2 separate regions of the Homo sapiens genome follow, and region 1 is linked to region 2. The links are chromatin contacts, found by Hi-C or POLR2A ChIA-PET in ENCODE. All regions are on one chromosome and are shown on one strand. The core of a region is the stretch at or near the end of the contact, and the rest is flanking DNA. Distances in the headings are between cores, read along the strand shown.

Evidence for each region. A loop is a pair of places that touch in the nucleus more often than their neighbours do. ChIA-PET counts read pairs that join two places held with the same protein, here RNA polymerase II (POLR2A). Pooled maps may share reads with other maps.
Region 1: a loop to region 2 is called in a pooled map, with 2.5 times the contacts of the local background. The contact joins the enhancer-like site here to the promoter of EPC1 in region 2. A Hi-C loop is called at or near these places in 4 of 50 pooled maps. POLR2A ChIA-PET finds 5 or more read pairs at or near these places in 5 of 52 experiments (H1, OCI-LY7, PC-3 and 2 more).

What each region holds. Positions count from the first base shown.
Region 1 is chr10:32,412,097-32,415,430 of GRCh38, forward strand. No RefSeq gene overlaps it. Among named protein-coding and RNA genes, the nearest start is that of CCDC7, 32 kb to the right of the region's middle. Within about 2 kb of position 1,540, at least 4 of the 41 ENCODE cell types and tissues checked have a DNase peak (open chromatin) inside an H3K27ac peak, as active enhancers do; they include PC-3, where a contact is called at or near this core.
Region 2 is chr10:32,345,239-32,348,847 of GRCh38, forward strand. It overlaps EPC1 (enhancer of polycomb 1), which reads right to left and starts at 1,920. Exons shown (of 14, transcript NM_001272004.3): 1 at 1,525-1,920. The coding sequence starts at 1,677. EPC1-AS1 (EPC1 antisense RNA 1) reads left to right here and starts at 2,126. Exons shown (of 2, transcript NR_104163.1): 1 at 2,126-2,237. RefSeq lists silencers at 951-1,230, 1,901-2,370, 2,381-2,510 and enhancers at 1,451-1,550, 1,571-1,630.

The DNA of each region.
Region 1 (3,334 bases), core at 290-2,789, 66 kb after region 2:
CCAAGGGATAATTGATGTCACTACTGCTTGTGGCAGAAAATGTCTGGCAACTTTTAAATAAAACTTTTTCAGATTGAGAACAAAAGAAAACAAAACAAAAATAAAAATAGAGCCCTACTTTCACCAGGCACCCTGTAGCAGCCTGATGTGTTAACTGGTTTTGGAAAAGAACCCAAGTGATAGTCTTGATATAGAATATTGGGAGTGCTGGGATCCACCCAGAAGTTTCTTAATGCTCTTAAGTGGGCAATGCCTGCTATCTGATGCCAAAATTTCACCAGAGGAAAAATGATGCCCCACCATTAATAGACTAAAATCAGCAGGATAAAAACGACAAGTAGTAAATGTTAGGTTGTACGCTTATGTTAGTCAATTTCACACATTTTACTAGCATAGAAAAGGGAGAACTGGTGGTAGAAGTTGATGGGAAGGATGGTTAGGCAGTTTTAGCAAATTTCAAGTTTAACATGAGCAAATAGTGTTAAGCAGTTATTAAGTAAGCAGTGCAATCTAGGACTCTATTAATAGAAGTGTACTGCTCAGATCCCAGTGAGTAATGGACGCTTTATACTTTTGTGGTCAGCCCTTATTTGGAGTTCAGAGGTAGGTGCCTCGTTTTGAGAGGTATGCTGAAAAACCTCCTCCAGGGAGGATAATTATAGGGGATTGGGTTGTAATTTCACTTGAAAGGTTCTAGTTTTTTTTTTTTAAGAGAAAAACAGTCTGAATTAAATTTTTAAAAATGCTAACATTTATTCATTGTAAGGGGTAGGTACATGAGAGTTGGGAAAAAAAATTTATACTTTATAATAGTAGCCATAAATACTTTCCCAACTTAATCACCACTGATAATTTCTCACTAATCTTGTCATTAGCCTCTTGTTTTGGGCATGCTCATTACCTCTTTTAGTGACTAGGTTCTTTTTGGCTATGCTACATATGCCGTTCTCTATATTAGGAATCCAATTAATATTTATATTTGCTTTTTGTTTTATTTTTATTTTATTTTATTTTATTATTTTGTTACAGGGTCTCATTCTGTCGCTTAGGCTGGAGTGCTGTGGTGCGATCTCAGCTCACTGCAACCTCCACCTCCCGGGTTTAAGCGATTTTCTGGCCTTAGCCTCCTGAGTAGCTGGGATTACAGGCACCTGCCACCACACCTGGCTAAGTTTTGTATTTTTAGTAAAGACGAGGTTTCACCATGTTGGCCAGGCTGGTCTCAAAGTCCTGACCTCAAGTGATCTGCCTGCCTAGGCCTCCCAAAGCACTGGGATTACAGGCATGAGCCTATTTTTATTTTTTAAAATGTAAAAAATCCAGTAAGTATAGATTGAGCATTTTCCAAATCCCAGATGCATTAGCTGGGGCAAAGGGTAAGTCATGGGAAGAGATCCAGTGATGCAGCCTAAAGAGCAAAGAAGTTTATTTCCCTTCCACATAATAGTCCAAGGTGTCCAGTTCAGGTGAATGGGACAGCTTTTCTCTGGGCAGTCACAGAGTGACTCAGGTTCCTTCGGTGTATGGCTCCACCATCTCTATGGCCTTGCTGTTGTCTGCGTGGAGGCTGAGTCAGAGTCCTGTCTGGGTTCTAGTCAGCTGGGAAGAGAGAAAAGGGCAAGGAGAAAACATAACCACTTCTAAGACAGAAACTCAGAAGTGTTCATCATCACTTATGTTCATTACCCATTGCTAAGAACTTAGTCACCAGTAAGTAGGTCATCTAACAGAAAGGGAGGTCTGAAAATGTAGTTTAACCACATGCTCAGGAGGAAGGGGAGAATGAATTTTTGGTGAACCACTGCAGACTAGTCTCCACCTTACTAGATGATGCACTACGTGCATGAGAATTTTCCCTTCTCTTCTTTCTCTATCCAGGACACTTGTTCTCTTTAAAATCCACTTCATATCTTCTAGGATACATTTTCTAAATAGACAATCCTCTCTGCATTTTAAAATTATGTCTATAATATAAATTTCATTTTATTCAACATCTTTAAATCTGTCAATTCGTATTGATTAATACCTACTGTGTGCCAGTTATTACACTGACAGCAAGAATTAGGTAGTAAGGAAAATAGATACAGTTCCTGCCCCTCATAGAACTTAAGAGACCAGTGGGGGAAACAGATACTGTATATTTACTTAAGTTATTAAAGGCACAGTGAATAATTTTAAGTGTAATCTGAATTAAATGTATAAGTTAATTAAAAGTAGAAGTAGACGTCATGATGAGTGCTATGAAGGCATAGAACACAGTACCTTGAAAAATTATAAAGAAGGTTCTGTTTTAGACTGGACGTTTGAGGAAGGCATAGTGAACATGAATCAACTTACGTTTAAAATTTAGAATTACATCTCATTTGAATCTCTTTTTCTCAGCTGAGTGCAAAAGAATGCAACCAGGATGAAAAGAGTTCTAGAGAGGTGACATGAGAGGACTTCTCGAAAGATCCCTTGTCTTGAGAAAACTTAAGTACTGGCGGAGTGGGAAATGGGATCAGGGAGGCGGGGTAGCACATGTTATAGCGGTTTCCAGATACTGAGCGGCTGTCATACAGAAGAGAGACTACATTTGCTTTACTCCCAAGGATAAAACTAGGAACAATTAGAGGGAGCTGAAGAGATGAAGCTTTTAGATCAATAAAAAACAAACAAACAAACAAAAACACACACACAGCAAACCAAAACGTTCCATCAAATAGAGTATCTAAAAGACGATCTCATTAGATGGTGTCATTCCACAGAGGTGGAATGACAGTCTGTCAGGCACACTGGGGAACAAATTCCTAAACAGGATTAGAAGTTTACTAACACAGGCCGGGCGCGGTGGCTCACGCCTCTAATCCCAGCACTTTGGGAGGCTGAGGTGGGTGGATCACGAGGTCAGGAGACCATCCTGGCTAACACAGTGAAACCCCGTCTTTACTAAAAATACAAAAAATTAGCCACGTGGTGGCGGGCGCCTGTATTCCCAGCTACTCCGGAGGCTGAGGCAGAAGAATGGCGTGAACCCGGGAGGCGGAGCTTGCAGTGAGCTGAGATCGTGCCACGGCACTCCAGCCTGGGCTACAGAGTGAGACAACGTCTCAAAGAAAAAAAAAAGAAGTTTACTAACATAATTGCTCAAATCCTTTCTAAGGTTTTTCGGGATTTTCCTTCTTTCATGCACAGTATACCGATTAGTAAGGTAAAAACATTGTAACTTTAGCTGTGAGGTCAGAAAACGTTGAACATAAAAAATCTCGAAAAATTATAATTAATATATTTTTTAAATTGATCTGTTTTGCTAATGATTTAGAAATAACTGTACAATAGTTTGGAGATATTAAGT
Region 2 (3,609 bases), core at 670-3,169:
GAAAGTCAGTGCCCAACTAGACAATCTGAGCTACTACATACACTTGGCTTATCTGTAAAGTTAGATTTAAGACACTACTCTCAAAAGTAACATTTCACTGTCACAGCTATTTCACTTTAAAAGGTTAAACAACCCAAAGAGTTTAAACAGTTTTATTTCCAAAAACAACATTACAGAGCATAATTTCTACATTAAAAATTCTTACAGTACCAAGAGAAGTATTACAGTACAATTTTCCACAACAAAATTGTAGCACACAAATCCACGCGACTCCTGGACTTCCTTGAACTGTCAATACACTGCACCCTGTTTAAATGGCTGTACCTGAAAACCAAGGTATGCAATTCCTTAGGATTAGAAGTCATCAAGTTATACTGTCAAGGATCTGGGGGAAATGAGAGGAAGATTCTATTATCCTGGTGTCCGAACCCAACTTCCACAACAAGGTAAAGCCACAGCGATGGTAAAATGTCTATTAGTTGTCAACATTTACGTGCTGAAACCCACCCAATTTAGACATCTCAATATTAAGATTTCTGTGAATCAAGTCACTTAGTTTTAGTTCGGTTTTGAATAAGAAAGGATCCTCCTTCGAAATTTAGATCTATAAAAGTTACTTAAATTGGGTCTTTTCTCCCCCTATGTTGAGATACCAGAGAGCAGGAGAACTTAAATTTATTTTACAAATAGGTAAGGTTACAGGCTTCAGAAGAGAGAGGTACTCCAAACAAATCTGCAAGATATTCGCAAGGATCACAGAAAAAGTCAGGGATAGTGGTTTATTATCCTCCGACCAACTAGCTCTGGAGAGGGATGGATACAAACGTCCCAGAAAGAGGACACTGAAAGTAAGTCTTATCTTCTAGAAAAGTAAGTCGTCCGGGCAAACACGCTGCACCCTCGACATTTCCTTGCAGAGGGGGAGAAAAGCCTCATAGAGCAGCAGGCGACATGACATGCCCGTCTGAGGCTCCACGTGGGGGCTGCACTGAGCCCAACAAGCTTCCCAGACCATGGGGCAATCAAATTCCCCGACTGTGCACAGAACCTGCGCTCCCGGCCCGGGCAGCGGCGCGCAGGCCGCAGTGGCCCTGGAGCGCCACCCAGCGGCCCACGGAGAGGCCTGTAGGCGGGTCCTCCACGGCTCCCGACTCGCCGCACCCCCACAGCCACCCAGCCCGTTCCCCTCTCCGGATGCACAAGGCCCAACCCAAGAACTAAGACACAAAATGGCTGCCGGCAGCTTCGTCACGTGACCCCTTTGTGCCTTTCGGGCCCCCGAACTCCGCGGGACCCGGGTACAAGTGGCCAGGGTCAGCGGGTGGCCTTAGAAGGGGCCCCGCTGGGCCGCGGCGGCCGGGGGTCGAGGCTGGGGGAGGCGGGGTATAGGCCCGGCCGGCGACTGAGAGTCGGCGGCGAAGAGAAGATGGCGGCCATTTTGTGTGGGTTTGCTGCTCCGCCGCCGCCGCAGGCAGCAGAGGGAGCGGGCCTGACGGTGGGTCGGACAGGGGAGTTAACACGTACCGACTCCTCTTCCTTCTCCATTCCGGTGGGCATCTGCGGCACGGCCCTGTTTATCGAGGCGTATTCGTGCAGGTCGGGCAGATCCTCACAGCGGAAAACCGGCAGCGGCTTCGAGGCGTCTAGCGCCCGCGCCCGAAACGACAGTTTACTCATCTCAGGCGCAGCAGATACCTCTCCGCTCTGGGGAAACGGCCCCGGCCAGCGGGATCATGGAGAACCGGGGGTTCGGTCCCCACTCGCCAACCGCTGCCGGGGACTTGAGGGGCGGAGCGCAGAGCCCGCCGTCCGGGCACTAACACCAGCCGGGAGGGTGGGAGGCTGTGCCGCTCCGCTCCTCTCTCGCTCGCTCTCTTCAATACGCCATGGCCAACATGGCGGACATTAAAACTCCACTGTGCGCTCTTCAGCCAACCCCAGCCATTCCCCACACTGCATCGCGCAGCGGCGCGGGCACGCGGGCGGGGGGAGGGAGCGCGGGCTCGAGGCCGGCGCCGGCACGAAGCGCGCGTCCCGCCAACCCCCGGCACCCGCCGGCCTCGCTTCCCGCGCCTCGCTGCTCCGGGCCCCCGCCCTTCGCGGGTCCGGGGGCGGACAGGGCGGACTGGGCGCTCGGACACCGGGCGCCGGCTCTTGGGTCGTGCTCTCCTGCAGCGCACACGCTCACTTTCTCACGCTCGCTCCCTCCCGGCGCCGCTTTCTGACGGGCGAACAAGGTGCGGGAAAACTCTCTCCACCAGCACGCCGCCGTTTGGAAAGGCAGCTGGGGAGAGTGGCAGGCGGGGCTCGGGCCCCGGGCACCTGGGGCTCGGAGGGCTCGGACCTCTGGGGTGCTCGCCAGCGGCTGCCCCGGGGCCACGGCCGCCCCCACGGGGCTTCGGAGGGGCGCTCCAGAGGCGCCGCGCGCCGCCGTCTGCCGCGGGGGGCGAACGCACAGCCTAGTTCCCGCGGCGCCTTAGGTCTTTACGATAAAAATACAAACTGAATTAGGGGCAGATGCTACTTTGAGTAAACTTTTATCAGCAGTTATTTTTATGTCCTAATGCAACTTTGGATTATAATGTTTTATAGGCACCGCATCAAGTCATTGATCCGTTTCCCACGCATTGGGCTTAATATAAATGATAGGTATCCTATTCTACAAAGTAGATTTTTTTAAATCCTGCATTTTCATCTACACATATTTACTTTTTAAATAGTAACTGAAGCAAAGGAAATTATTACCCACCACTATAACATTTAAAAGCAAGATCTACTTCAGAATTTAAAGCCAGTTCTTTATATCTAGCTCATGATTCTGTACTCAAAGAGACTGCGGCTTCATCATAGCCGTGGGTTCACACTTTCATCATTTGTCCTCTGAAAAACTTTGTAACATTGAATCATATAAAGACCTGTCGTACTCCCGCCAAACAAAAAGCTGAATTATTAGATTTAGATGGATATGATAGATGGGTGGCATCGGTTTATATTACACATGAAAATGGGTATCCTGAGATCTCTTCGTTGTTGTTGTTGTTAATAGGGAAGATTGTTGGGGTGGGTTTAATAAATTGGCAGCCAAATTTCAATTCGAGTTTCAATTTGTATCTTAGTGCACAATTTTGTATCTTGTGCAACAAGATACAAAAAGATACAAAAATGTTTTGAGTTGCTTTTCTCCCTGGGAACTACGTAGTAAAAGTAATCACGCTCCTTAAATACTGGGCTTGATATGAGCTGTCACTAGCTTAGGGCACACAGGCAAACTGCTAGCCTCCAGGCTGGTTTAGCCAGCTCCCGCGGGGTAGGGAGAAAACAGGACGGATTGCAGTTCTCCAAAATTATACTTAAACTCCGATATTGGCAGCTCACTTAAGTGAGGCATAAGGACGTTCACCTGCATTTCCTACACAGAGACCGTGCCTTTATTCATTCAATGAGTATTGAGGGTGTGTATTGAGCCCTCATAGCCTTCCAAGTCAGCTTGGCACCCACAGGGCTCCTGGAGGAGCTTACACAGTGGGGAGAAGGACCCGCGAATGGCAACTGCCACACGGCGAGCTAAGTGTTATGGTGGAAGCCCAGGCCACTGTGGGAAGGGGCAAG